Linked DNA regions of Mus musculus: all the other regions are linked to region 6. A link is a loop called in an ENCODE intact Hi-C map of the cell type or tissue named here. Cell type or tissue: left cerebral cortex. All regions are shown on one strand. Links, peaks and the distances in the headings refer to the core of each region. The heading gives the core; the rest is flanking DNA. Region 1 holds the start of Tmem237 (transmembrane protein 237). Region 2 overlaps Mpp4 (membrane protein, palmitoylated 4 (MAGUK p55 subfamily member 4)). Region 3 overlaps Gm39646 (a long non-coding RNA gene). Region 4 overlaps C2cd6 (C2 calcium dependent domain containing 6). Region 5 overlaps C2cd6 (C2 calcium dependent domain containing 6). Region 6 holds the start of Als2 (alsin Rho guanine nucleotide exchange factor).

What was found. Peaks named below come from ENCODE experiments on the same cell type or tissue, not always from the same donor. Only the 100,000 strongest peaks of a DNase experiment are listed, where the experiment ranks them.
Region 1: it touches region 6 in a loop (4-fold over the local background); 3 of 42 quality-filtered maps call a loop at or near these places.
Region 2: it touches region 6 in a loop (4-fold over the local background); 18 of 42 quality-filtered maps call a loop at or near these places.
Region 3: a loop joins it to region 6, with 5 times the contacts of the local background. A loop is called at or near these places in 18 of 42 quality-filtered maps.
Region 4: it touches region 6 in a loop (2.0-fold over the local background); 18 of 42 quality-filtered maps call a loop at or near these places.
Region 5: a loop joins it to region 6, with 2.9 times the contacts of the local background. A loop is called at or near these places in 12 of 42 quality-filtered maps.

Annotation. Positions count from the first base shown.
Region 1 is chr1:59,117,310-59,122,632 of GRCm38, forward strand. It overlaps Tmem237 (transmembrane protein 237), which reads right to left and starts at 2,497. Exons shown (of 13, transcript NM_001037812.3): 1 at 2,394-2,497; 2 at 666-697; 3 at 22-32. The coding sequence starts at 2,426. Mpp4 (membrane protein, palmitoylated 4 (MAGUK p55 subfamily member 4)) reads right to left here. Exons shown (of 22, transcript NM_145143.3): 22 at 3,626-4,135. The coding sequence ends at 3,944. In left cerebral cortex, for the core only: no CTCF peak of the experiment used is centred there; DNase peaks (open chromatin) are centred at 2,061 and 2,810; H3K4me3 peaks cover 1,700 bases; H3K27ac peaks cover 1,704 bases.
Region 2 is chr1:59,140,312-59,145,634 of GRCm38, forward strand. It overlaps Mpp4 (membrane protein, palmitoylated 4 (MAGUK p55 subfamily member 4)), which reads right to left. Exons shown (of 22, transcript NM_145143.3): 10 at 4,343-4,539; 11 at 3,445-3,509; 12 at 633-650. Among named protein-coding and RNA genes, the nearest start is that of Mpp4, 19 kb to the right of the region's middle. In left cerebral cortex, for the core only: CTCF peaks have their summits at 773, 2,695 (motif pointing left) and 4,430 (motif pointing right); a DNase peak (open chromatin) is centred at 2,705.
Region 3 is chr1:58,767,097-58,772,419 of GRCm38, forward strand. It overlaps Gm39646 (a long non-coding RNA gene), which reads right to left. Exons shown (of 3, transcript XR_865448.1): 2 at 1,788-1,967; 3 at 487-599. Among named protein-coding and RNA genes, the nearest start is that of Gm39646, 22 kb to the right of the region's middle. In left cerebral cortex, for the core only: CTCF peaks have their summits at 3,117 (motif pointing right) and 3,317; a DNase peak (open chromatin) is centred at 3,138.
Region 4 is chr1:59,007,033-59,011,032 of GRCm38, forward strand. C2cd6 (C2 calcium dependent domain containing 6) reads right to left here. Exons shown (of 19, transcript NM_026600.1): 17 at 3,037-3,111; 18 at 1-782. Among named protein-coding and RNA genes, the nearest start is that of Gm29018, 27 kb to the right of the region's middle. In left cerebral cortex, for the core only: a CTCF peak has its summit at 2,386 (motif pointing right); a DNase peak (open chromatin) is centred at 2,423.
Region 5 is chr1:59,066,376-59,070,375 of GRCm38, forward strand. C2cd6 (C2 calcium dependent domain containing 6) reads right to left here. Exons shown (of 19, transcript NM_026600.1): 5 at 3,342-3,467; 6 at 2,308-2,352; 7 at 1,402-1,470. Among named protein-coding and RNA genes, the nearest start is that of Gm25502, 2.6 kb to the right of the region's middle. In left cerebral cortex, for the core only: a CTCF peak has its summit at 1,805 (motif pointing right); a DNase peak (open chromatin) is centred at 1,825.
Region 6 is chr1:59,235,153-59,240,475 of GRCm38, forward strand. It overlaps Als2 (alsin Rho guanine nucleotide exchange factor), which reads right to left and starts at 2,079. Exons shown (of 34, transcript NM_028717.6): 1 at 2,003-2,079. It overlaps Gm33667 (predicted gene, 33667), which reads left to right and starts at 2,203. Exons shown (of 2, transcript NR_168353.1): 1 at 2,203-2,601; 2 at 3,533-3,870. In left cerebral cortex, for the core only: a CTCF peak has its summit at 2,987; DNase peaks (open chromatin) are centred at 2,175, 2,883 and 3,260; H3K4me3 peaks cover 1,921 bases; H3K27ac peaks cover 1,317 bases.

The DNA.
Region 1 (5,323 bases), core at 512-4,511, 120 kb before region 6:
CACTACAGTAAACTAACTCACCTTGGATAGCACTTCACGTGACCCCGGCCAAATGTAATCAGAAAGGGGGGGGGGGGGAAAGAGAGAGAGAGAAAGAAAAAAGAAACTATTAATTGGATATCTATTTTATTGTCTAGCTAAAAATTGACTTACATCATTACAACTTTAAAAATAAAACTAGCTTTTACATACTGCTAGCCAGTTTATAAACTAGCTTATTATTTGTAAATAGTATATTGTTTAATAGCACTGCTAAAAGTATTTTGAAAGCACAAATACACATTCCCTACTGTCTATTAATCAGAGGGACTAAGCAGATTAAGAACTTTCTTTGTCACCGGTTATAATCGGTTTAAGCTCTGATGGAATATTCCACAAACAGGAGGGCCTTGGAGAATCCTGGTAAATAGAATCAGCACACCCAGGACAGACCCATTCCTCCACCGTGCTAGAGTGACAGCTTTCTGTAATTATTCATAACAATTATTCTCATGATTTGAATTTAACTTTTACCACTCACTTCTTAGGAAGACTTTTTAAAATTCCAGGAAGGATTTTTTTTTAATGAAGTATTGTAGGTTTTCAACCATACTATTTGATTTTTTTTTTCTTCTTACTTTATATTTTTAAAGTTCAATAATTAAATGACCGTAAACTGTTTTTACCTTGGCACAGGTGGGAGTGCTCGTGGAGGACGCTATAGGGGAGGGGAGAGGCAAACATCTCGTCAATAAAAGCTGGATTAACCTCACCTTCATTTATCTCAAGCACCACAAAGCTTCTCCTTTAAAAGCCCACTGTCCAGATGTTATCAAATAAAATGGATCAGCAATTCTCTTCAAATCTTTGGAAGATTATCAGTGAAACCCGGGAGGCGGTGATGTAAACTGGACTGCTGGGTTTAGATCTATTCTGCCATTCCTACACCCCATGTAAAATTCTTTTCTTCTTCCACTTCAACCAGTCTGGCCTATTGTGAGCATTCAGAACAGGATCAAACAGAGCTCATCTCCCTTTACAGACCTTCCATTAGTGGTTAAGTATTGGAAGATAATGTTGCATGCTCAGATAAAACTAGACCATGCCATATAAATGTGTGTGCATGCATGCTTGTGTGTGTGTCTGTGCATGCATGTGTGTGCATGCATGTGCATGTGTGTTTGCATACAATAAATAACCATATATAAGGAATGAAGAGTGATGTTTTACTTAGGGAAAGCCTCTTTGATGTTATCTGAGCTGAGCCCTTCCTGACAAAGGTGCCAAATTTACAGGGAATGAGGAGCACATGTTAAGGCTTTCAAGAAAGACAGGGCATGAAGGGCTCCAGGTAAAGAGCAGCCAGGCAGAAACCAGTGACACAGGACAGAAGGCAGACGTCAGATTAACTATGACCTCGCAGACTAGCAGAAGGAATACGGATTTAGTTCTATTAACTAGGAAGCCAACTAAGGTTTTATGCCACAGAGTAACATGCTTTTTTTTTAAGTTACTTTAAATAGAAATAGGTAACATATTTTAGAACAGGAAGTATTTGGGGCTGGTGTAGTTTACCCTGTTCTTACTTAAGAAAAGTCCTGCTTGCAAGCTCAGGAAGCATTAGTTAAGCATTCTGAAAATTTTCAAAATAGATGGCTTAGCCATTAAGAGCAGTTACTGCTCATGCAGCAGACCTGGGTTTAGTTCCCAGCACCCACAAAGCACCAGTAATTCCAGTTCCAGGGAAATGGACAGCCTCTTCAGGTTTCTGTGAGCAACAGGCACACAAGTGGTTCATATATTGGCAAAACACTCAAAACAAATACATTTTTTTTTTTTGGTTTTTTTGAGACGGGGTTTCTCTGTATAGCCCTGGCTGTCCTGGAACTCACTCTATAGACCAGGCTGGCCTTGAACTCAGAAATCCACCTGCCTCTGCCTTCCAAGTGCTGGGATTAAAGGCGTGCGCCACCACTGTCCGGCTACAAATACACCTTTAAAAGAATTGATCTCTAAGAGCAGTGCCTAGACGTCGATTTATTAGCTCGGGTATTTCATGCTGCTTATGGAAGGCACTGATTCCAAAGGCTCACATTTTAGATATTCTTGCTTGTCCCATTTCGCAATCCATGGTTGTATTCACTCAAACAAATTCGTGAGAATGCTACAAAATTAGGACACTGACGATGTCCTAATGGAATCCAGCAGTCAAAATGACAACTGGAATAGAATGGTGGTCCTACAAAAGCACTACTATTCTCAAGATGCTATGAAAGTGGGACCCAGTCCTCTTGGTATTTCAAAAGTCCCGCAAAAATGAACCATCTCACCCATCTAGAAACCGCACCTCTAAGCCCCTCAAAAGAAGAACCGCTGAACAGGCGGAGACTAAATTCCCAACAGCTCAAAAGTACCTGAGGCTCGCTAACCACCTGCTTCTTCCCCATCACGTCTCCAGGGACCGCAGCAGAGCTCAGGGCACCACAGCCGCCCGCCCCGCCCCGGTCCGGCCCGCCCCGCCCCTCCTGCCCAGGCGCGCAGGCGCAGAGCGTCATCGGGCTGCGCCTCATGGCTGCTGGGCCCGGAGCGTCCCCACCCGTCCCACGGGAGGTATTGGGGCTACCGGAGCCGAACCCAATCTGACCCCTTCGAACTAGGAAAACCTCAGCGTCGGCCGGCGTCCCCAGGAGCGGAGGGGGTTCACCCACAGTTTCCCGGGAGGTCATCGTGGTTTGCGTGGGGGTGGGCACGGCGGGACCAGACTCGTATTCAAACTCCCCACCGGAACATCCTCCTCTCTGACCGAGAGCCGCCCGGAGGCGTCGCCATGGCAACGCTGACTAGGGCGCCCGGATGTTGGGTGGACCTGATCGCCTTTTGCGGGGCCCGCCCTGATGTACAGCCCCGGTCCGCCCCCGCCGCACCCCTCGGGCAGTGCTGTCCCCAGATTCCCGGCTCGGCGGTGGTCACTGCTGGTTAGGACACCTCCACTTCGCCACACTCCGGGCCAGGCGCCCCTCGTCGCTCACCGCTTGGTCCTCCTCCAGCGGAGGCCCTGAGTCGTCCCTCATGATGCTTTCCCGCGGGCCTCCCTAGGCGCAACCGCCGGAGCCCGAGGCCGGCTTCCCGCGACGCCCGGCCTCCGGGGACTTGTGGGAGGAGGCGGCTTTGCGGAGCCTGGAGAGGCCGGCGTCCCCCACCTGGTTCCCGTCTGCCAGGGTGCTGCCTGGAGGGAGATCTGTATGACTGAAACAGCGAGGATCTCTTTCACTGGCCTGCCCAGTTTCCTAGATTCCCTGTAGGCCTAGGAGTATAATCTGAATGTTCAGTTCTGATAGTTCCTTCAGTGGGAACAGTTATAGTTTAAAATAGGTAGAATGGAGGGAAGTGTGGATATAAAGAAGATGAACAGACATGGGTGCAGTGGAGCTTCGGATCTAGGGAGACCAAGACTGTATCAACATCCTCGTTTTGGAGCTCATATACAGGCTCCAGGACTAGTCCACTTTGCTGATTTGGAAATAACAGTGTCATAGGTTTCCTTATTAGATAAATGTGTACTTGTTAACCGCTCTTAGCTTAGTTAGTCAACTAGGCACTTTTGTAAAATATAAACAGAAATAAGAAAATATTTTACAAAGTAAAATACAGTTTGTCATTAAGTAGACTGGTTTATTTAGAAGAGTTACATCTTACAAAACACCATATGAAATCTATAAAATGCTCACATTCAGTGACAACATTGTCACATACCTGCCATTAGCTCATATGGGGAAACATCGGGAAAATGCCTGAGAGCCAAATGAGTAGCTCTGTATATGTATAGGATGCTATTTATAGCTATACAATAAGGACTTCATAGTCGCAGTTCTAATGGGTCAAACACTGCTGTTTTCAATGGCAGCCGTTATTCCGGATCTTTAGGGCACACTATGAAGCTTCCAGCTTTAAGCAGGACACTAGATTAAGATTCAGTGTCAGGGGAAACCCATGCCTCTGGCACCCACTGCAGTTCTTCCTGAGCCTTCTGTATGGCGGACAACAGCTGGCCACATGCATCTTGCAAGTTGTCATTCACAATCACGTGATCAAAAAACTGGCCAAACTGACTCTCCATTTTCTGGGCTAACTCCTCCATCTCTTGTAGGTCTTCATCCTTCAGGAGTGATTGAAAAATATGTATGAATGGCACAGGCAATAAGACCAGGTGTTCTGCTGGCAAACTCGTGAGGGTATTTATAAAAACAATTATGTCAATTACACATCCTCTATATTCTATCTGTGCCCTCCCTCCAAATTCTGGATTTCTGAGACAGAGTCCTGCTGTATAAACCAGGCTGGCTTTATATTTGTGATCCTTCTACCTCACCGTCCCAAGTGCTGAGGTTTCAGTTGTGCACCTCCATGCCTAGCAAGGACACAAATTTAAAAGCCCCAAAGACTTAGGAAATAGACTGTCTATGTCCACAGATGTCAAAAGATCAAACAGGAAAACCATAGTTTCATGGTAATTGAAAAATATAGAGAGAAAAACTCTTAGGGTTAATATAAAAATACTTTTGTCTTGCTTTGACAGGACATCCTAAAATTGGAACAGTATGGAGATTAGGACTGCAGGCTTAGCCAGGCAGTAGTGGCATAGGCCTTTAATCCCAGCACTTGGAAGACAGAGGCAGGCAGATTTCTGAGTTTGAGGCCAGCCTGGTCTACAGAGTGAGTTCCAGGACAGCCAGGGCTATACAGAGAAACCCTGTCTCAAAACAAACAAAAGGACATGCAGGTTTGTGAAGCTGTCATACTTTTTTTTTCACAGCAATATAAATATTGATAGTACTAATAAACTGTATACCTACTATAGTAGTTCATTTCTAAAATGTATATATCTGTGTGTGTGTGTGTGTGTGTGTGTGTGTGTGTGTGTGTGTGTGTGTGTAAAAAGCAAAGGACAACTTGTAGGACTCCGCTCTGTGGGTCCTAAGGATCAAATGTCATCAGGCTTGGTGACAGACACCTTTAACCAGTGAGCCATCTCACTGGCCCCAAGACAGATCTTGTTTTTCACACACACACACACACACAGAGAGAGAGAGAGAGAGAGAGACAGAGACAGAGACAGAGACAGAGACAGAGAGCGAGAGACAGAGACAGCTGTAATGTCCCAAGACAGAAGAATTTGTTTTTCACACACACACACACACACACACACACACACACAAGAGAGAGAGAGAGAGAGACAGAGAGAGACAGAGAGACAGAGACAGCTGTAATGTCCCAAGAGAGAAGATCTTGTTTTTCACACACACACACACACACAGAGCTGTGATGTCTGGATGATTTAGCTGTA
Region 2 (5,323 bases), core at 734-4,733, 95 kb before region 6:
TGTCCTTGGCTAGAGGAACCTCTTGCAGTGGAAAACACTTAATACAGAGACTCATCCTTGGTCAAGGCAAAAGCTCTTCCCTCATTGTGGCTGAGGAGAGAGAGGCAGGAGAGAGAGACAGATAGATAAGACAGACAGACAGACTGACTGACAGATACACAGCATTAACGTGCACATGGCTAAACATAAACATATAGAAAGGCAATCCCTGAAGGTCCCATTTAACTTCCAACATAGGGCCCTCCAGGAGCAAGCTTGCATCTCTAGACTATCTGTTTTTAATTTTAGGCAATCATTCCTTTTCTGGGACCTCAATTTTTTATACACAAGATGAGAATAATAATAATTTCCTTACAATGTCATGAAATTTGTATAAACACTTGATACAAAGTCCTGATGAACATAACTCCACTGAGGTCTTAGCCTGTGCTCTGTCAGACTCTAGAGCTGTGAATAAACACTACATCCCTCTCCTTGATCTCTTAGATCAGAATAAATGCCCTTGTGCTACACACTACCAGATACACAGAAATAGCTTCACATAGCTGAGCGGAGCAGAAATGAATGTGAGAATTAGAGGGAATTCCTAGGAGTATTTGGAGATAAGGGTGTCTTCCCGACACCCTCCTTACCTTCCTCCATAGACAGTGCTGGCAACAGGGAGAGAAAGGAACAGGAGTTCACATTCTGTGTCTTTCAGATTAACTTTGAACAAGAAGAACAAAGCACCAAATTGCAATTAGTGCTCTGGGAATTCATGGAGACACCTAGTGACCGCCCTTCAGAAATGAATGTACGTTCCAGAATGGCTGGAAATGCAGAACTACTGGCTTATGGCAAATGCACCTGCCTTCTCAACACGCTCTGTAGAAGTCGTGCTCTTCTCAAGTCTGAGTTAGGGCAGTATGTCTTAGGAACTCAAATCTAGGAGGGAAGGGAGGAGGAGTAGGAGAGGTGATGGGGAGGAGGGTACAAAACAGGGATGACAATAAATGCATTACAGTAAACAACTCTCTGCTAAGCACACATAATCCAACTCAGCACTGGAATTCTGATTAATTAAATGGTGTCTCCTCTTCCCTAGTAGCCTGTCCATATCCTGTATTTCTACACAATAAGATTTAAGCAGCAAAAAGAAACAAAGTAGCATTACCATAGATAGCATCGTGCATGACAGATAAAAGACACGGTCTAAGTGTTGGGGCATGGTGCTGTTCATCAGAAGCATTTCCTGAGAGAGGTGGTCCTCTGAGTCAACAGCTCAGACTCCGGTCCCAGCTACAGGGCTGTCTGCCAATACTAACAGGGCCAGGTGAACAACTCTCCATGTGGACTTTCAAAAATACCTAACATAAATCGTACTTAGAGCACACGGGCAGATGTCATATCCTCTGGTCACTCTAGACCAATAGCATCTCCAAGAACCTTTGATAAATGAAATACCAAAGAGAACTAAAGAATTCTGTATTGGTTAATTATTTTTTCAAAATAAATATTACTAGGAAGATTATGATGTGAAAATCCCTCTGAAGAAAAGTTAAGAGAGAAAAGGGTGGTATTATAACCGTTGCTGGAACCAGGCAGACATGTGTCTGTACTGAGCGATAACAGTGTCAGGGAGAGGGTCTTGTATGGATGTTCTCTTTTGACAATGTCTCTGTGAGCTGGGAGGAGTGGTATAACCCAACACTCAGGAAGTGGAGGCAGGGGGTCAGGAGGTAAAGTCACCTTCAGCTGCCAGACCAGCTTGCCCTACACGAGACACTGCCAAAAACAAAGAGCAAACAAACAACAGCAACAAAAACTATTTGTGGTCATTAAGGAAAGCAATCTCTGGCTTGGAAAAAAAAGTAAACAGGAGCATGTGCCATTTGCAGATCTGTGATGTTGGTGTTGCTGTCTGTGGTCTACACCGAGTCTCCTCTGTACCCTGTCTGTCTCCATATGTCCCCTCTCCCCTGCCTTAGCCCCTACAGGGCCTGAAGGGGGCCATTTCTGAAGGGACCACTCAGCAGGCTCCAGCTTGCTTCTGTTGTCTGCCATTCTCCTTTGGCTGCTATCTGCCAGTGTCAGCAGCTTTGTTAAGCCTTAAGTAGCTCACAAACACCAAAGGCCATGGATCCCTTCCTGACCACTCCTTTCCTACTGTTTGAAGAACACTGTATAATGATTCCTTAAATGATAGCAGTCTCATATTTAGTCAAAAAAGCCCAGGACTGAATCTAAGGATAAAGCCCAGTAGGAGAGTGCTTTCTTAGCATGCACCAAGCTCTTGGTTCAATCTCTAGGAGAGAGAGAGAGAGAGAGAGAGAGAGAGAGAGAGAGAGAGAGAGAGAGAGAGGAGAGAGAAAGGTACAGAGAGGGAAGGAGAGGAGAGAAAAGAAAAAGAAAAAGAAAAAGAAAAAGAAAAAGAAAAAGAAAAAGAAAAAGAAAAAGAAAAAGAGAAAGAGAAAAAGAAAAAAGAGAAAGAGAAAGAAAAAGAGAAAGAAAAAGAAAAAAGAAAGAAAAAGAAAAAGAAAAAGAAAGAAAGAGAAAAAGAGGAAGAAAAGAGAAAGAGAAAGAAAAAGAGAAAGAGAGGAAAAGGAAAAGGAAAAGAAAGAGAAAACAAGTAGTGGCTAGAGAGATGGCTCTGGTAACTAAGGGCACTAGCTGCTCTTCTGGCACTTTATCTACTGTCCCATGGGTTCTTACACCCCCTTCTGGCCTCCTGGGGTACTGCAAGCATATAGTACACAGACATGCAGGCAAAATCCACCCCCCAAAACACACAAAATATCATAAATAAATAAATAAATAAATAAATAAATAAATAAATCTTAACATTAAAAAAGAAAGGACATAAATGAAGATTATGTAACTGTACAGCCACAGACATCTGTCCAGGTATGACACACAAGAGCTTCTGGGGAGGGTGGGGGATGTCTTGGAGAACTTGAATTTGGGAGGGTAATGACTTAAACCCACGGACATGTTTAACTTCTGTGCTGGTTGGTTCCTGTCAACTTGACACAAACCTAAATATATCTGAAAAGAGGAACGTTTACTTGAGAAAATGCCTCCATCAGATTGGCATGATTGAGGACTGATGCAGGAGGGCCCAGCTCACTGTGGGTAGTACCATCCCTAGACTGGTGCTCCGGGAGTGTATAAGAAAGCACACTGAACAAGCCATAAGGTGCCAACCAGCACACAGCCTTCCTCCTATGCTTCCCCACCTGCCCCCAGGTTCCTGTCTGACTTCCTTCCATGACAGACCATGATGTGGTAGTATAAGCAAAACCAGCCCTCTCCTTGTGGAGTTGCTTTTGGTCACGTTGTTTTTCACAGCAGTAGAATTGCTAATCCTTTCTCTGGCAGGATGCTAGCCTGAGAGATGGAAGCACCATTCTCAAATGTGCATGCTGAGTTCGTGGTCTCTGCACACATTCACATACGAACATTCACCTCGGGTGGATTTGAGGCAGGTGTGAGGTTGGTACGGCTGAGACCACCAGAACTCCCGCTGCTTCCTAGGCAGAAAGAAAGCAAAGATTGGCTGATGCTTACAGTGTGGGCTCTCTCGGGGTTGTGGCACTGACGGAGTGCATTTGAGAAGAGACTCAAAGATGGGACTTTGTCATTTGGCTCCAGCACACCACGGGTGGCTCTATCCACTGAGCCTGGGGCTGTGACTGTCCTGGGTCCCCCACTCCAGTATTTCCAGGACACCCTTCCTTTCCTTTAAGAGCCCCCCACTTGGGATGTTGATCCCCATTTTTCATGGCAGTTCCCGTGCTCTAAGCAACCCTGGCTGTAATTCTGGATGGTTTTATTAAGCACAGGCAAATGTCCCTTCTAACACTTCCATCTCTTATTCAGCAGACTTTGATTGATCCTTCCTCTGCCACCCGTCCCACTGCCACATCCAGGGCCATGAACACTGCCAACTGCTGCAGTCTTTCCAGGATTTCAATTTCTTACTTCTCCGTTTTCTGCCATTACCTCCCTCTTCACAATACCAATAAGCTGCTGATGCTGTAATCCATGGATCTTCAAGACCTCATCAACTCCTAAAGGCCTTTTAATACTATTGCTCTGGGGGTTACATTTCACTGGGGGGCTGGGTCAACATATTCAGACCATAGAAATATTTAAGTTTAATTTAGTCTCATAAGCACTTTTCTACCTAGCTGATATAACCATCCTGGTCCCCTTAGTGTTTAAGAAGCTGAAAGTCTATCAGTAAGTTGACACTTTGTTTATGTTCTTCCATCTGCTTGTATCTTTACCACATACTCAGAAACGTGATGTCCCAAGCATTGCCTAGTAATCACCCTGTTACCCCAAAAGTGGCCGGCCTTACCTCTTCAGAAGGTGGTTAGAAGGGATTAGCCCAGCACAGATGGTGAGGTCTGAGATTTTCCGGGCCTGCCACCAGAGGGCATCATTCTGGTCCACAATCTGTAGAATGTCCCCTTTCAGGAAAGGCAGCCCAGCATCCATGCAGGGGATGTCGGGATCCTCTTGGGGCCAGTAATCAATCATGGCGCGAACATAAACCTGGCAGCGAGTTCACATCGGCGCTCTCAGAAGAACGCTTGTCCAGAACCACCACAACTTAAAACCATTGTCCTCACTCCTCTGCCTGTTGCTCTCATCTTTGTTTTCTACCCTTACCAGAAAAGAGAGTTGTTCTTCTAAACTGAATGCTGGAGGGGGATGGTTGCCGTTGGCATCTCTGTCATGGGGCTTAGAGAAATCAGGCTGGAACTAGTCCGGAAGCTTCCTCCCTACTGGCTAGCACTAGAAGGTGCTAAGAAGGCTGCTGGGGAAGACTTGTCATCAACGGCTTTACTTACATGTAGTAATACCTACCAGCCAAGCAAAGTCGGAGCAACAGTGGCAAGTCCGTTATGGCCGTAACCAACCACTTTCCAGTGGGATGTGATGCTCAAGAGAGAGTTCACATTCAATACTGCAGACACAGTGGAAAGGCCTGTGGCTGAGGAGATCAGAGGCCCTAGTGGGAAGCTACTGAGGATGTTTTGCTAAATGGGTATGATGTGTCTGTCAAATCGCTTTCCCAATACCCGTGGACTAGTGATGCTGTCAGCTCTGACCTTAGGAGTTTCTCTTTGCACTGGCCAGCAGTTACTGCAGACTCTGATGTAGTCAGAGTACTGGGAAGAGGTGATTATTGAATGGCTAGCCATAAATGGGACACCCGTGTTAGCCTCTCCAACGCTCAGAGAACACTGTCGAGGAAGAGGCAGAGGTAATGTAGGAGCAGGCAGAAGTAGGAGGGGTAGTGTGGACCCTGACTTATAGGCATGATGTAACAGTT
Region 3 (5,323 bases), core at 646-4,645, 470 kb before region 6:
TGGTAAAGCTCATCAGGACCCTGCCGAATGCTGGCTAAACTTCCACCAAGATCCCCTTTAGCTGGTGTATTAGTCAGGGTTCTCTAGAGTCACAGAACTTATGGATAGTCTCTAGATAATAAAGGAATTTATTGATGACTTACAGTCGGCAGCTCAATTCCCAACAATTGTTCAGTCGCAGCTGTGAATGGAAGTCCAAGGATCTAGCAGTTACTCAGTCTCACGCAGCAAGCAGGCGAAGGAGCAAGAGCAAGAGCTAGACTCCCTTCTTCCAATGTCCTTATATTGTCTCCAGCAGAAGGTGTAGCCCAGATTAAAGGTGTGTTCCACCACACCTTTAATCCCAGATGAAAGGTGTAGCCCAGATTAAAGGTGTGTTCCTTAAACTCTGAGATTCAATCTTCTGGAATCCATAGCCACTATGGCTCAAGATCTCCATACCAAGATTCAGATAAGGATCTCCAAGCCTCCAGATAAGGGTCACTGGTGAGCCTTCCAATTCTGGATTGTAGTTCATTCCAAATATAGTCAAGTTGACAACCAGGAATAGCCACTACAGCTGGTAAGTGTTTCCAATCGCGGTGGGCAGCCATAGCAACCTGCACGTACACTCCAACAGGAAAATCAATCTGATTAGCATTGCCTTCATATCGACCTTCTCCTAAAAGCATGTTAATATCCCAGTCTGGATTAGCTGTCTGAGCATTTAAAGCGGCAGTTTTCTTACTGGCTTCTCGCCATTCAGAATCCCAAAGTAAGAAATCTCCTCCTGACAGAGTAGCCTTACATAGAGTCTTCCAATCTTGGGGGGTTAAGACTCCATGACAGTATCCAATAATGCTTGTGTAAAAGGAGCTGTAGGGCCATATTGTGCAACAGCTGTTTTTAACTCCTTAATCACCTTGAACTCCAAAGTCTTGTATTGTCTGACTCTATTATTTTGCTGGTCAATTATCTCAACTCCAGGAAAGGCTAGCACTTCAGATGTATCTTGCCCTTCTCCACGAGCCTGACACACAGCTCTTTCTAAGGGAGATTGGTACACTTCAGAGGAGTTGTTCTTCCCTGTATCTGACCCCTTTTTAGCTCCCGAAGCTCATTAGTCAATTTCTGCCACTTAATTTCAAACTCTAATTTACTTAGTTGCGTATCCATATGAGTAGCATCTCCTATAGTGGAGGCCAAAAGTGGAGGGGGAGGTTTTCGAGGAGGCAAATCCTCATCAAAATATTTGGCGGCTCCTCTTTCTGAATGATCTTCCTTGTCTAAAGTTAGCTCATCATCAGAGTCTCTATATCTTTCTAATTTAGGGTTGAGAGGGCCCCTTTCTGAGAAAGTCCTCTCTGACAGGCGCTCTTCCTGAGATTCTTCAAGCTCTGTCTGGGTGCTATCTGACACCTGATCTCCTTTTCAATAGCATCTTTTAAGAGTGCCCAAAGGCAAAGGGTAAAATTATCTGCCTGGGTGTTTTTTTCAAAGCTTCCCCAACTCTCTCCCAGGTTCTCTTATCTAAAGTTTTTTTCTTCTCTGCACCACGGGCAGCAAGAATCTATCTTATCTGAAAATTTTTCTAACAATTGTTCTTCAAACCCTACTCCTCTCGCCTGAAGCAGCTCTTGAAGGCTGCGGACAATTGCTTGTTTGGAATTTTCTAGTCCCATATTTCGCTGACAAACCCTACGTGGAATCAGCGCTGGGTCAGCACTGTTCCAACTTAGCCTGTATCCTATCGCACCTCCAGCAACACTTTAAAAAATGAAGTTTAAAGCCAGCGCTAGCATAAATACCTGTTGCTCATTGTGCCCGATGCGATCTTCTTGTTCTTCCCTTCTTGTGGAGCTCCACATAAGACAGCGGTCCCTCAGTTTTACCCTGCCGTTTTCAGGTCCGTGTTCGTGGTGCCAATCTGTAACTATAAGCTGCCTGCAGCTTACATGAACCGGGTACTCCTGAAAGGCAGGCTGGGGCTGAAAGATGGTGAGAAAAGAATGAGGCCAAGACAAATTTTTCTCTGATCAAGGCCCCAAAGTTTACTAAGAGTCTGTGCTTATAAAGAGGGGAGGCCCACCCCCCCCACCCCCCACCCCCCATTGGTGCCTGGAGCCAGCCTGTAGGTGATGTGCAGGATTGGATGTGTTTCTGGAATGTCTCAAGGGTCTCTCAGCAGGTAGCAGAGTCTCCAGGAAAAGCAGTGGTAGTTGACATAACAATATAGCCATCTAAATTGGAAGGCTACACCCCAGGTGATCTCATATTCAGTGGCAGTAAAGTCTGAATCAGCCTGCTTCAAGGCTGAGGGAGGCTACAACCTTGACATCTGGTTGAAGTTAAATGCCAGCAAAGAAGCAAGAATCCTAGGACAAATAATAACTATTTAAGGTCCCCTTCCCATCCCACCTGTAAGTCTATAATTTTCTGGGACTTTCACTAGAAACCCAGTTATAGAAAAAGACATGGCTTAGTGGTTAAACTCACTGACTGCTCTTCCAGAGGTCCTGAGTTCAATTCCCAGCAACCACACGGTGGCTCACAACCATCTGTAATAGGATCCGATGCCTTCTTCTGGTGTGTCTGAAGACAGCTACATTGTACTCACATAAAATAAATAAATAAATCTTTAAAAGAAAAGAAAAGAAAAAGGCAAGTACTAAATTGTAGTTCCTGGTTTAGCCTTTTGAGACTTTACTTCTACCCGGGGCATTTCTGAAGAAATGCTGTGCAGGCAAGAGGACTTAAGTTCAAATTCCCTAGCACCCATATAAAAGCGGGGCGTGGCCGTGTGTGCCTGTAACCTCAGAGTTACACAGATGAGACGGTCGGCTCACGGGAGCTTCATGGCAAGCCCGCCTGGCTGAAATGGTGAGAATCATTTAAATCATTAAATGGTGAGTCCCCATTCAATGAGGGACTCCACCTCACATCTTCCTCTGCATGAACACCTACCTGCATATTACTACTTCATTTCGGTTCTGGGCTGTGAATTACTTACAAGTGTGTTATTTAGTTTGCAAATAGTTAGAAGATTGTTCTCTACATTTTCCTGCTGTAGCAAATTCCTGACCACTGACACCCAATCATATCTTTGGCAGAATCAAGAACCACACCGGTGGTTTTTGTGAATTTCATGTCATCTGTGGCAAATTCCTAGTAATTCCACCAGAGGGCAGCAAAGAAACATGAACAGGAGATGTCCGAGTCTAAAAGCGGCGGCGGTGGGGTGGGGGTGGGGTGGGGTGGGGACTGGAAAGGGGGTTGGGTTGAAATTGAAAGGAGAAGTTGATGCAAAACTCTACACAGTTTTTATCTTACAGTGTATTTTATACTTTTTGTTTTGTTTGTTTTACAAGACTGGGTTTCTCTGTAGCTCTGGCCATCCTGGAACCTGCTCTGTGACCAGGATGGTTTGTAGCAGGATGAACTTGAGGTCCACAGGCCTCTCCTTCCCCAGTGCTGGGGTAAAGGTGCGCACCCTCATTGCCTGGCTATTTTATACTCTTTTATCTACTGGTTTTTACACAAACACAGGGCACTGTCTATGCAATGGTAAAGTGACGGCTGTTGAATTATGTAGCCTTATGAGGGCATTTAAACCAATTTTTGGTCATTTTATCTTTAATATATGAGTATTTTGTTTACACAAATCTAGGTACACCACATGCATGCCTGGTTCCAGAAAGAGGTCAAAAGAGGGCATTGGGTTCCCTGGAACTGCAGATACAGAAGGTTGTAAGCCACCATGTGGGTGCTGGGAACCAAACCCAGGTCTTCTGCGATAGAAACAGTGCCCTAAACTGCTGAGCCATATCCTTAGTCCCAAAACATTTTTCAAATTGCATTGATTATTTATTTACTTGAGTTTGTGTTTGAGTAAGTGTGTGGGGGCGGGGGGCATGTCTGGCGTGTGTGTGTGTGTGTGTGTGTGTGTGTGTGTGTGTGTGTGTGGTGTCAGAAGACAATTATCAGGTACTGCTTCTGTTCTCCCAGCACGCAGGTCCCTTGGGTCAAACCAGGCCATTGGGCAGCAGGCATGGCAGCTAAATCACCTCCCTGGTCTGGCTTTTGGCATTCTAAGATGACTTCTGGTGAATATCCAATACATTTGTAATCAGAAAAATATTTGAGAGGGGCATGTTCATCAATTTATTATAAAAGATGTTTATATATGTAAATAACATCCTTTATAACAAAGGAAGGGAAGAGAAGGTTGGGGTGCAGGAGGCAGTGTGCAGAGCTTCCATGTCCACTTGGCATGGCCACCCCCAGAGTCTACTATTCAGATCTTCTCTAAACATGTGTGTGTGTGTGTGTTTGACTGTATGTGTGAATATGTATGTGTCTGTGTGTGAATGTATCTCTCTGTGTATGTGAATGTGTGTGAATGTATCTATGTGTGTGTGAGTGTGTGTGTGTGTATGTGTGTGTCTGTGTGTGAGTGTGTCTCTGTGTGTATGTGAATGTGTGTGAGTGTGTGTTTGAATGTGTGTGTGTGTGCCTGAATGTGTCTGAGTGTGTGTATGTATGTGTGTGTGTCTGTGTGTGAATGTGTCTGTGTGTGAATGTGAATGTGTGTGAATGTATCTATGTGTGTGTGAGTGTGTGTGTGAATGTTTCTGAGTGTGTGTGTGTATGTGTGTGTCTGTGTGTGAGTGTGTCTCTGTGTGTATGTGAATGTGTGTGAGTGTGTGTCTGAATGTGTGTGTGTAAGTGTGTGTCTGAATGTGTCTGAGTGTGTGTGTCTGTGTGTGAATGTTTCGTATGTGAATGTGTGTGAATGTTTCTATGTGTGTGTGAGTGTGTGCCTGAATGTGTCTGAGTGTGTGTATGTATGTGTATGTGTGTGTGTCTGTGTGAATGTGTCTGTGTGTGTATGTGAATGTGTGTGTGAGTGTGTGTGTGTGTGTGAATGTGTCTGAGTGTGTGTGTGTGTGTCTGTGTGTGTGTGTCTGTGTGTGAATGTGTCTCTGTGTGTATGTGAATGTGTGTGAATATATCTATGTGTGTGTGAGTGTGTGTCTGAGTGTGTGTGTGTGAGTGTTTGTGTGTGTGAATGCCAGAGGTCAATGTTGGCAGTCTTCCTCTACAGCACTCCATTTACTCTCTGAGAGGTCTCTTACTGAGCCTAGAGCTCATTGGTTGTCTAGACTGTCAGTCAGTGTGAGCTCCGGGATCCGTTTTTTTCTGCTCTCTTCCAGCACTAGGGTTTCAGGTGCAGACACGCACACCAGGCTGGGGAAGGTGCTGGGGATCTGTACTCAATTCTTCATGCTTGAGCAGCAGGAACTTTACCTCCCAAGTCATCTGCCCAGCACAAAAGTCATTTTAA
Region 4 (4,000 bases), core at 1-4,000, 230 kb before region 6:
TCTGAAGACTTTGCTAAAACGAAGCTAGGATCACGGGATAACTTGTTAGGATCTGAAGATATTGTTGAGACGATACTAGGATCTCGGGATACCTTATTAAGATCTGAAGTATATGAAGATTTATTTCCATTGATACTAGGATTATGGGATAATCTATTAGAACCTGAAAGCTGTGATGCATTGCTACTAGGACCTTGGGACAATTTATTGCTACTAGGATCACTAAACAGTTTAGTATCTGAAGGCTTTGTTGTATTGGAACTAGGGTCACTAGACAGCTTCCTATCTGAAGGCTTTGTTGTATTGAAATTCGAGTCCTTAGACAGCCTCCTATTTGAAGGCTTTGTTGTATTAAAACTAGAATCAGTTATCAGTTTATTATCAGAATCTGAAAGCTTTGTTAGGCTGACAACAGGATTATCACTTGCAAAGATACTCTTTGTATTTAAACTGTTTGCTGAGTTGAAAACACTATCAAGCGACAGCTTATTCTTCCTGTCTGAAATCACTATTGTGGCTGTTATCAGGTCAGGAGGCAAGCTGTCCCTGTTTACCATCTGGACTGTGACAGGGCTAGGGTTTTCAGCCCATGTTGCATCAGATCCTGCAGACCCTGAATGTCCTGGGTAAGGAGGATCTTGATCTTCATGCTCTAAAATCTCTGCACTTGACGTGCTTAGATTTCTGTATCCATCATCATGATCTTTCTTCTTTCTGAATGACATTTTGCTGTTTATGTTTCTTAGAAAAGGATCAAGACCACTCTTGCTGAGTTTCTGAAACTACAGTATAAAAGAAGAAAAGAAATTGCTTAGCGTTTATTTAAAATTATAGTGACTTTTCTAGTTAGTTTTCATAGAGCAAGTTGTCAATTGACTCATCTTTCCCCCTTGTTTATAAAGGGGAAAAGCCAACTTTATTTTAAAATACTTGAAGTTTGAATGAAAATGAATTTTTAGTGAAAAAAATTAATTCTTAATTCTAACACTATATCTATATGGTTTTTTGTGTTTATGTTTTTCTAGTTGGAGTTTTTCTGGTGAGGCACTGCCATTCCTAGCTTTTAAAATTAAATTTCTTTTGCTTACTTATTTATCTACTTACTTTCAAGGTGGAACCTTGTGTTGCCAGGTAGGCTTGGAATGTCCAGGTCCCAGTGATCCTATTATCTTAGTCACTCTGTCTACAGTGACATCTTTAAATACTTAAAAGCTACTCATAAATACTTTTTTTCTTTAATTGCTAGATTTAGTTGTGTCTGTGTAGACAGCACATGGTAAATGCCAAGGTCAAAATCTCATCTACCATAAATATTTACCATTTAGTAGTCATTTCTGAATTTTAAAAAAGTGCATGCAAGTGGTAAATGTCCATGGCATTATTCTGTAAAGGCCATCGCAGAGACATCTAAGTGTCAACACTGAAGGCCTCCCCGCAATCTTTAATGCACCACAGTAGAATCTTGCTTTGTGAGTATACAGTATTATGACTTCAGATATGGTTAAGAGAATAATTAGCAAATTTCTGGCTTACAGTGAAATTTCAGTAAAATAGCCATACTAAACTGAGACTTACGTATTCGATCATTGAAGCAATCTTTAAAATCTTTGTCTATGTTTTTTTTCCTTCTTTTTTAAAAAATATTTTTATTACGTATTTTCCTCATTTACATTTCCAATGCTATCCCAAAAGAGAGGCCCATTGGACTTGCAAACTTTATATGCCCCAGTTCAGGGGAACACCAGGGCCAAAAAGGGGGAGTGGGTGGGTAGGGGAGTTGGGGGGGGTGGGTATGGGGGACTTTTGGTTTAGCATTGAAAATGTAAATGAGCTAAATACCTAATAAAAAATGGGAAAAAATATTTTTATTACGTATTTTCCTCATTTACATTTCCAATGCTATCCCAAAAGTCCCCCATACCCTCCCCCCCCCCACTCCCCTACCCACCCACTCCCCCTTTTTGGCCCTGGCGTTCCCCTGTACTGGGGCATATAAAGTTTGCAAGTCCAATGGGCCTCTCTTTCCAGTGATGGCCGACTAGGCCATCTTCTGATATATACGCAGCTAGAGACATGAGCTCTGGGGTACTGGTTAGTTCATATTATTGTCCCACCTATAGGGTTGCAGATCCCTTTAGCTCCTTGGTTACTTTCTCTAGCTCCTCCATTGGGGGCCCTGTGATCCATCCAAGAGCTGACTGTGAGCATCCACTTCTGTGTTTGCTAGGCCCCGGAATAGTCCCACAAAAGACAGCTATATCAAGGTCCTTTCAGCAAAATCTTGCTAGTGTATGCAATAGTGTCAGCGTTTGGAAGCTGATTATGGGATGGATCCCAGATGTTTTTAAAAAATATTTCGTTTTCTTTTTTATTTATATGTGGTTGCCTGCAGAGGGCAGAAGAGGGCTTAGATCAAACCAGGTAGTTGGAAAGCACCCAGAACCAAACTCTGTCCTCTGAGAGAACAGCAAGGACTCTTCACCACTGAGCTGCAGTGATAGATAGCTCAGCTGTTAAAGGCTTCATCTTCTAAATCTTAGTCTAGATGCCTCTTGTTTCGTATCTTTGTGCAACTTCTACATTGTCAGATTGGAAAAAATGCAAAATCTGAAATAATCAGTCTAATATTTCACTTCAACTCACTTCAAAATGCAAGTTAGTGGTTATAATTTATTACAATTGCTTTTCAAATGCTTATAGATACTCAGGTGAAATATTAAGAATTTCCTGGGGTTTTCATTTGTTTGTTTTGTTTTTATTTTTCAGAAACACATATTCCAAGATTTAATTTTCACATTGAAATTTACTAGGTCAAGTGAGTTTAGAAATAAATATATCTAAAGGTAGCCAGATATTTCTAATGAATAGTTCTGGTCTGGGAAATTCATGCTATCTATCTATCTATCTATCTATCTATCTATCTATCTATCTATCCATCCATCCATCCATCCATCCATCTATCTATCTATCTATCTATCTGGAGAAACCTAGTAATTGATTATAATTTTGGTACCAGACTAGGATAACAGGACTCACCTGATGTTTGGGTTTGAATTCTGTAGTTTCTGCTTTGCAAACTGGTATGGTGTAGTCTTTTTGTGCAAAAGCCACCTTGTAAAAGAGGAAGTTTTAATTTTAGACAACTTGTAATACAAAAATGTTTTCCAAGATCATTTTACTCTCAGTAGTAAAGGTATAGAAGTTGTTTAAAGCTAAGTAAGAATTCTGTCTCATACTTAAATTGCTTTTGAGATTATCAAGTGTCCAGTGACCTTTTTTATGTGGCTTAAGTTTGTCAGATATAGCTACTCCTATTTGCTTTTACATTCCATTTGCTTGGAATGGCACTTTCCATCTCAGCCTTTGCTCTCTCAGTCTGCATATGTCTTTGCAGCTGTGGTGAGTTTTCTGGCAGACAGCAAAAACACTCAGATCTTGTTTTCTCATTCAGTCAGCCACTCTGCATCTTTTAATTAGAGTTAAGACAATTTACCTTTAGATTTGTTATTAAAATGTCTGTGCTAACTCTCAAGCTCAGGTGGTGGGCATTTGCAGAGTGCCTGACTTGTTAAATAGGTCAGACTGGTGCTCAGGACTGCACTGTGCTCTGACCACTGAGCCATTTTCCTAGCTCCCTCAGAATAGTTCTTATTAAATTTTTGAGAACCTATTATTTTGTCATTCATTAGCTTAATTAAGCAACTACTGTAAACAAGGCCCCCTCCCCTAAGTTCTAACGTGGGATAACATTTAAGCAGTAACCAACTTTAACATGCAGTACGTTCGTTTGGCTTTGAGGACATCAGTGGATTTTATGGTGCTGGCTTTCAAAGGATATACTTTATTAAAAATTAGAAATTTTCCATTAACTATGAATTCTAAAGTTTAGGCATAGCTCATTGTAGGGACTCCATGCAATCGTGACTCCATGTTGGCTCTCATGTAAAGGCATTCTCTCTTCACTGGGTAGGAAAACAACTACCACTAACTACTGATATGA
Region 5 (4,000 bases), core at 1-4,000, 170 kb before region 6:
AGTACTAAATATCTGCCAAGCATTATATATCTTTAACTTTCTCAAATGCTTTTGACAAAAATATGAACTAAGTGTGCATATTTTATAGATTACACTGAAGATCAGTGGTTCACTCAAAGTTACAAAATGGTGTGCCTGAGTGTAGGACATAGAACATGATTGTAACTTTTCTGGCTCTTGGATAGAGATCTTTTCACATCATCACAGCAGGTGAGCAGGAGGCATATCACTGAAAGCCTCGCATGCGTGTTCACATGTGTGTGTGTGTTCACATGTGTGTGTGTTCACATGTGTCGTTCAGGTGCCAGTACTCAAGCTTTCTCACTGGCACGGAGCTCATCAAGTAGGCTACACTGGCTGGCCAGCAAGCGCCAGGGAGCTTCCTGTTTCTACCTCTCCAGTGCTGGGATTACAAATCTGAAAATAACCCCTCCCTTTAAGAATAGTTACTCTTACAGGTTATGCTTGTATCTGAACACAGACCTACCTCTAAAAATACTCATAAGCTTCCATTTAAAAATATATTAACAATCATGATATAGTGTGGAAAAATGTAAATACATTACAGGGTTTTTAATTAACATAGCAGTTGACTTATTTAGTAAGATCACTCTTATTCTCAGTTAGTAATCAAACCTCACCCAAAGACTACTAAGGAAAACCCTGAAATGGAAGGTGGTTTCCTTGTACAACAGCAGCAGCCGCAGAATGGAATCAGGTTAACACAGGCCTGGCTCTAACGATCCAGGAATAGCAAGAGCTCTTGCAAACAGTGGGTGACAGTGTTTCGATATATTGGTATGATTTTTCTAGAATAATTCCTTTTTCAGTCTGAATGCTGAGATCACAGGCATGTATCTGTGATCAATGACTCCTTCTTATTAATATTTCTAGATGTAAAATCCCACACTCAATGAAACACCTGACATTGCTTCAATAATACAAATGTAGAGAAACAATTAAGAAGGAAGTCTTAAAGACATTTTGAACAAAATATTATCATTTAGAATGTATAAGCAAAAGATGATAAAGTATTATTTTATTTTTTCTGAAGAAAAGACCTTATATCTTAAGATCAGAATACAAAACAGCATTTATTTTTTTAAGTGATCACTTTTTAAACACTTATTTATTTTTTTAAGGGGGATGCATGAGCCATAGCATACAAGCAGAGGTCAGCAGACAACTCTTGGAAGATCTTTCCACTGTGTGGATTCCTGGGTCTGAACCATGCCATCAGGCTCAGTAGAAAGAGCCTTTACCCACAGAGCCACAAGCCAGCCCTAAACGTTTTTACAAATGTTGCCCAACTGGAAAAAAAAAAAAAGAGGCTCAAAAGAGGATGATTTTTATTGATGAGTTAAAACAGAATTCATTTTTGTTTTAAAGAAAGGAACTAACCTGATGTGAAAATCCATAGCCAAAGTTTCCATAGGAGAACATAAATTCCACTTCCACCCTGCAGATACTCTGAACAGGAGGAAATCATTGTACAATCTGTTTAGAATGATGTTGTTAGAGAAGTGACAGAAACTAATAATGTCATAAATCCATATGTTTAGAAAAGCACAGAATTAATCTTCTAGTTTAAAAAAAAACCTAAAAAATAAGCCAAAGCTTTGATTACACAAAGAACCCCAAAAGAAGATTTTGTTCAGTTCCCAGAAAGTTAAAAGCCTCTCATCTTAACATTAATCAAATTTTGAGATAAGCAATCTCTCCTCTCAACCCCAGGCTGACCACATGTGAAGGGAAAGAGAGCCCCACACGCAGGGACCTGATGATTCCTCCATCCTGGCTGGCCAGGAGAGGGCAGGAGTGTCTTGGATTGCTCAGTTAATGCTAACTTTAAGCACATTCAGAATTCCTCACTCTCCAGCAAAGCCGGAGAAAGCATCCAAAGCAGGGAGACGGCACACTGTCTCTCTCATCCTCTTACACAATTTACTAAGAAGGTCAAAGTGTTACAAATATGTATATATGTAACAATAAGAAAAAGAGGCCATGAATTTGAGAGAGAACAAGGGGGGGAGCATGGGAGGGGGAGTAATATTATATTGTAATTTAAAATTTTTTATAAAGAACAAGACATATAAAAAGTTAAATTGAGTCTGGAAAATGATACCAAATTTTTTATAAAATAAGTAAAGAATTTAGGAGCAAACACATACTTTTACTAATTCAGACAGTTAAGGTTAGGGTAATGAAAAATTCTAAAGTTTAGGCTATAAACTATCAGAATAAGTTCTATATAGTGTTAAAACATCACACATGCATAAATATTAGGAAAGTTTGTAAAGCTCTTACGGAGTTTTTATGCATCAAGTGCATTACTTCAGTAAAGCAGCCTTTCTAGAAAAAAAAAAACTTAAATGTAGAATTATTCATGTATGTATCTGTAATTTATCTAAAGCATGCTATAATACAAAATCAGGCAGTCATTTTCAAACTATATATGAATTCAATAGCTAAAATACAAGTACAATATAATTTTAAGTAAATTAAAAATCAATGTTCAGTAGAAGAAAAGTTCCATTGCAAATGACAGATATGAATGTAGATGTTAGCATTGACAGAGGCAGAAATGTTTATGCTGGCTTGACTTCCCTTTCTGGAATTCAACTCCCATTCTGGTTTTGAGGATTATATGCAAATCTCTATGACAAGTTCCTGGGTAGGTGGAAGACTTCTCACATCACAAGGGCATGGATAGGATCTGAAACCTCACCCTTTGTCTGCATCTGTGGTCATCTCTGCTGTCCTACGAGTTATCTCACCCAGACCAACACCCATGGTTAACTCTTTTCCATGAGCATTTTTACTACTCCCTTAGGAACCTTCACACTACATGCTGAGTGCTTCACTGAGCTTTCTTTTCAGTTTCACCACCACCATGCAGTGTGTCTCTTATGGAACCCAGAGGCAAAGGGCCTTCTCCAGAGCCCAACACACCAACCTTGTTCAGAAAGCAATACGGATTCAGCCACATTACCCTTGATTGTTCCAAATTACATGGTCTTGACTGGAGATTCAGAATTCTCTTTTTGAAGCCTCATGCCGTCTGACAATTCTAATATTTTTAAATAAGTTTAGGATGAACTTTGTTTCTTATGCATGTGATAAACCCAACCCATCAGATATCAGGAGTCATGATGACAAATACCGACAAAGTGGGACTAAGAAAAATGGTTTCTGTTTTACTTTTTGTCTTTTTGAGACTGTCTCATGGGCCCTGAAATCACTATGTGGCCAAGGGTAAGCTTGAACCTTGTCTTGTCTGTACCCCCAAGTACTGGGATTAAAGGTATGGGTCCTTATGTAACTGATATTTTTATATATACCTGTATTACTTCATAAAGATGTGATTCTGCACCGCCTAAGGGAATAGGGGGGCTTTCTGGATCGCCTCCATCATGCATTAGTTCCAAGTAAATAAAATTCCGCTCATCATCTTGACGTCTGGGAACCTCAATAGCAGAATATAAGTAGTATTAAATTTTAAGTCTGAATTTCAGACATAATATCCAAATAAATACATCCGTAAGCTATACAATATCATGGGCATCACTAATTATTAGTTTTTATGTTATCTTTGTGACTTTTCAAGCTCATCATTCCACATATTCTAATATCAACAAAAGAAACACCTGCTTATGTCTAATGTTAATTATGATCTTTTGAATCATCTATTATATACACTGTCTTTTTAACTATACATAAAGAGTTGCCCTTAGCACTCTACTGAAACTCCATGCCAAAAAGAAGTCATTCAGGAATCTTAAGCAGAAAGAACAATGCTGGAGGTACCATTATACTTGGTTTCAAATTATCCTAACAGAGCCACAGTAAAAAATAAAAATAAATAAATAAAAAATAAAAACAGCAAGGAACAAGGCAGGCACAGACCAATGGGACCAAAGACAGGATCAGACATAAGCCCACACAGCTGCACACACTTGATTTCCCACAGGCACAAAAAGTACACATTGGAGAAAAGACA
Region 6 (5,323 bases), core at 705-4,704:
CTAATATATATTGGTCATTTCTGAGGGTCCAGGCATAGTAATAAATGATACATAAACCATACATGTAGGTACTAATACCAGAAAAGTCCAGTGCAGAGATAAGGAAACTGAGGCAAAGAGGCTCAAAGAAAGATGTTCAAGGTATTTCTAGATCCAAAGCCTAGGAATTACCACTATGCCTCTATTACTAAACAGAAGGTTAAAATATTACAATTCACTCTTTGTATGGCAAAGCCCACTTGTACTTGGGATACTAAGGCAAGAAGATCTCCACAAGTTCTAGGCCAGACTGGGCTACACAGTGAGTTAAAGACTGTCCAACTGCCCAAAGTTGGGGTATGTACGGTGGGACACCTGTAATCCCAGCAGCCCAGAAGCTAAAGCAGGAGGATGAGAGTTCAACACTGGCCCAAACTACAAATCAAACATTATCTAAATAGATGAATGTAGTTTTTAAACATTATTTAATTTTTCTTCCCAAATTACCTGTCTAGTACTACTATAGGCTAAAGAACCAAAAATATAAAGTAAACAAGAAATCTTTCACTGATTTCATTACCTAACACATTGTGATGGCTGTTCCTGGTTGTCAACTTGACTACATCTGGAACAAACTACAATGCAGAAATGGATGGCTCACCTGTGATCCAGATCTTGAGGCTAGACTACACAGGCTTTTGACCCACATCTTGACATGGGACAACACAAGTCTTGAGGCATAGTGGTCATGAAAAGCTTAGGCCCAGGCAAAGTAGAACACGCCTTTAATCCCAGGAGAATGAGGCAAGCAGATCTCCGAGTTCAAGGCTAGCCTGGGACAAAGCAAATTCCAAATCCAGGGGTAATGGCACACACCTTTAATCTGGGTCACACCTTCTGCTAGAGGCCTACATAAGGACATTGGAAGAAGGAAGGCTCTCTCTCCTTTGCCTGCCTGCACTCCTTTGCCATCGAATCTATTGGAACCTACTTCTTCAGGATTCCAGCTTATCCAGAAGACCAGCTAAAATAACTACCCTCGTGGGACTGAGCAACTATTAGATTCTTGGACTTCCCATTCCCGTTGTTGGGCTAGTTGGACTGTAAACTGTATATCACTATGATAAATTCCCTTAATATATACATTTCATAAGTTTTGTGACTCTAGAGAACACTAATACATACAGGTATATGATAAAAAACAAAAAAGTATGGCCTACTGTTTTTTTGCATTTTTGTACCTGCTCCAAATAAACCTACATCACACAAGTTTATCCTTGACAGTCATTTAAAAAACAGATACAAATATAAGAACAACAGAGTAACAACCTTAATTTGGGTACAGCAGTCAGTTAATCTATAAGAAAGTGCTGCTCTTGACCACCCAATTCAACCAGTGTGTTTTCCCTCTTTGGTAACCACAGAAGTACTAAACAGTAGCTTGCCTCTACAAATCTACAGTTGCTTGTCTGCAAATAGCCCTGTTACCTGGAGGACCAACATCAATGTGAGGACCATTTCCTCAAGATCGCTCCAGTGTTCTTTCCTGTCTTCACGATGATTCCTTTGATGACTTGATACATTTAGGGATTTGGTCAAACTACCACTGATTAATACCAAAGTCCTTTTCATTTTCAGCAAACGCTGTTTCAAACCACAGACCCTCCCCGCCCCCCTTCACTTTTCCCCACGATATGCATCCTGGGGCAAACCCACCTAGGACACTCAGCAAGGTTCACTGTCTAGCCAGCTGGGCGCCCACTGTGGGCATTCAAAAAACCCTCTGAGCGGATGGGCGTAAGCAGCGTGGGTGGAGGCGGGAAGAGGGGACCCGAAGGAATGCCACACAGCTCCGACCACGGCAGTGGGGCGCTGGGACCCGGAGGGTGGGACCCGGGCCGAGCCACCACGTCCGGAGCTCTTCACAGGCAGGCGCCGTCCCCGCAGGCCAGCCCAGCGCGCTCCCGCACCTCCGCCGACCCGCCTTCGAACCCAAGGACCGCCCGGACCCGCGCGGGCTCACCTGACGCTCCCGCAGCTCCGCGCTCTTCTCCCGGCGCGAGCCCGACTGCACCGCGGGTACGCGAGATCAGCTGATTCATGGGGGCGGGGCCTCCAGGTAGGGGCGGGGCCTCCGGCGGCGGGCTGGAGAGGCGGGCCCGCAGAATGGGTGGAGCTAGGCAAGAGCCGGTGACGGCGTCCGACAGGGATCAAGATTGCTCCGAACGCATCAGTGACTGCAGGCAAACCATTCAGTCAGGGCAGAACCAATCGTCCTAGGGCGGGCGCACTTTAGAAGCAACCGAAGACTCAGTGAAAGGACCTAACTCAATAAGCGTTTCCATGGTAACGATAGGCCGCGCTTGAGGATGGAAACTACTGCAAGTTTTGTTACCTCCTCAAACTGCGAGAAATGAAGAGAAAATCTTACCTATCAGAACATGGCTGCACACGTCTGTAATCCCAACATTTGTGAGATGAAGGCAGCAGGATCAGGAATTCGAGGCCAGCCTTGAGAACGTGTCTCAAGAGAAATAACAAAAGTGAAAATACGAGCTACCTTTAAGCTGCATGACGTCATCTCTTCCCGAGTGTGCCTTTGCCGCGTGTCCACCTTAAACGGTAAAGAGTAGGAAGAAACTATTTCCTCAGGGCTCCTCAATATACAGCGTTAAAATTGTTTTTGCTTGCTTCTTAGTCTCACTACCATCCATACTTGTCACGGTCGCAATCCTCCCGCTGCACCCCTAAGTGCTCCCTTGAATGTTTTGTGTAACAGATGCTCTCAGAACACAAGCCAGAGAGAAATCTGCTGCTACAGAGTGTGCATCGCGGAACCTACAGAGTTACATTTATTTACTCATTAAAGATAGATATATTCCCCGAATCGAATGCCCCTGCGTACAAATTCCCAACTGGTTCCTCCAACTCAGGGTCTCTCACCAGAGCCTTATCAACTTCAGTGCTAGAACAGAAAAGTGTACAGCCTTGAGAATGGCGCCACCAAATGGTACAAACCAGGGATGTCCTGCAGTTAATGAAGCCTGGACTCTGGCCGCCCTAACAAGCTACCTGTCCTCCATAACACAGCTAAAAAAGACAACAGTGAAAGAAATTTATTCAATGAGACTGCACTAGGAAAAAGAACTAAGGGGCTGGTTCAGTAAACCCCCTAAGTCTATCTTTGGAGCCTTGACATAAGTAGAAGGCTCAAGGTGTGATCTTGCCCATGGTAAACACATCTTGGTTGGTCCTGCAAAGCAAACTGACAAGTTGTCAGAACTAAGAACCAAGCTCTCCTGATGGTTTGCACCCAGAAACCCAATCTCTTCCTTCTCCAGTGAGACTCTTGAGGAAATCTAGTTCTTTGGGGCCCATTATCCTGTTAGTCCACTAGTCAAAAGGAGGGGCACACGTGTCTCTCCTCAGAATATCTTCACTCCTCTCAGGATGGTCACACAGCTTCAGCTGAGACATCCGTGTGGCCAAAGTATTTCGGAGCCTACACCAGTCATTTATACACTAAGATCTTATCTCCTAATTCTCTCCCCAGGTAACCTTGCCCTCGGGAGCTCTCAATCCCTTACTGAGCTCTACCCTGCCCGCCTCCTTTGATAAAAATGAAAAATAAATGTCTTCATCTACAGTTCTGAGGCAAGAGAGACTCCCAGAGGTGAACTTCCTTCATTCCCTCTAGCTGCTACCAAAGTATCCACCTGCAACTGAAGTCTTCCTTTTCCTGTCCTGAAAAGAAACGTTTTGTCCTCTCAGGCTAATCCTGGCCCTGGAATTAAGGCATCACCCTTCTTATCCATTTTGAGACTCACCCGCTTTTTTAAAAAAAATGAATGCAACCCCTCATCTTTCTCCTCAATAAAATAAGTCTCTGTGGTTTTGTTTTTAGTTATTTTTCTTCTACCTCACCTCCTTTGCAACCTAACATTCTACCTCCATTTATTTGTGTTTTGTTTTGTGTTCTTGTTTTTCAGGACAGGGTTTCTCTGTGTAGCTAGATGCTTAGTTATGTTATTTTAGCATACTTTGTATCACCCATGTGGCCTTTCAGAAATATAAAGAGTGATGAATATCACATTGTCTTAGGGTTTTACTGCTGTGAACAGACACCATGACCAAGGCAAGTCTTATAAAATTAAAACAAACAAACAAACAAACAAACATTTAATTGGGGCTGGCTTACAGATTCAGAGGTTCAGGCCATTATCATCAAGGTGGGAGCATGGCAGCATACAGGCAGGCATGGTGCAGGCAGAGCTGAGAGTTCTATGTCTTCATCCAAAGGCGGCTAGTGGAAGACTGACTTCCAGGCAACTAGGGTAAGGATCTTATGCCCACACCCACAGTGACACACCCATTCCAACCAGGTCACACCTATTCCAACAAGGCCACACCTCTACATGGTGCCACTCCCTGTGGATATACAAACCATCACACACATCTATCCTTATAAAGTGTATATTCAGCCCTGGAAAAATAGGTTTAAGAATGTCCCCAAAACAACCAGACTGCTGGCATTGCTCTTGGTTGCCACTCACAGTAACAAGATGGTAAGACACTATACACTTTTTTTTTTAAAGATTTATTTATTTCGTGTATGTGAGTACACTGTCACTGTCTTCACCGGAAGAGGGCATTAAAGATGGTTGTGAACCACCATGAGGTTGCTGGGAATTGAACTCAGGACCTCTGGAAGAGTCAGTGCTCTTAACTGCTGAGCCATCTCTTCAGCCTGACACTATACACTTTCATCACAAGAAATGAAACTCATCAGGAATTCATCAGGAAACGTATTCCCTAGCAGCTAGTTCTCAAGGTGTCAGGACAGTTTTTATTTTATTTTATTTTATTTTATTTTATTTCTCCACTTCAGGAGAAAAGATAATAATTGTCTTACTCATCACAGAACCATGCATGCTACAATACAGACTTGCCGGGCAAGATATGCCCCTGGGGTAGTAGTGGCATTGCTGTTTAGGGTATAACCAACTGTTTTCTAGTTTGAGTTGAGACCTGCTCCAATGGAGGGAATTCATTCCTCATACTATAAAGCCCATGGCTGCAAAGGTCATAAGCCCTAAAGGAAATCTACTAGTGCTGTTTTCCTGATTGTCAAAAACCTGCCTTAAGTATTTGTGTTTATACCTCTAGCTTAGTGGTTCTCTTAGATAAGAGAAGCTTCTCTTTGCAGTGAGGAACAGATGCTGAGATGCAATGAGGTCCAAATGCTGAGAATAAGTGACTATTGAATGTTCACTCTAAGAAGGATGTCTCTATCACCATCTGCCCTGCAAGGAGCAGAAGAGGCAGAAAGAACAAGAGAGTCTGC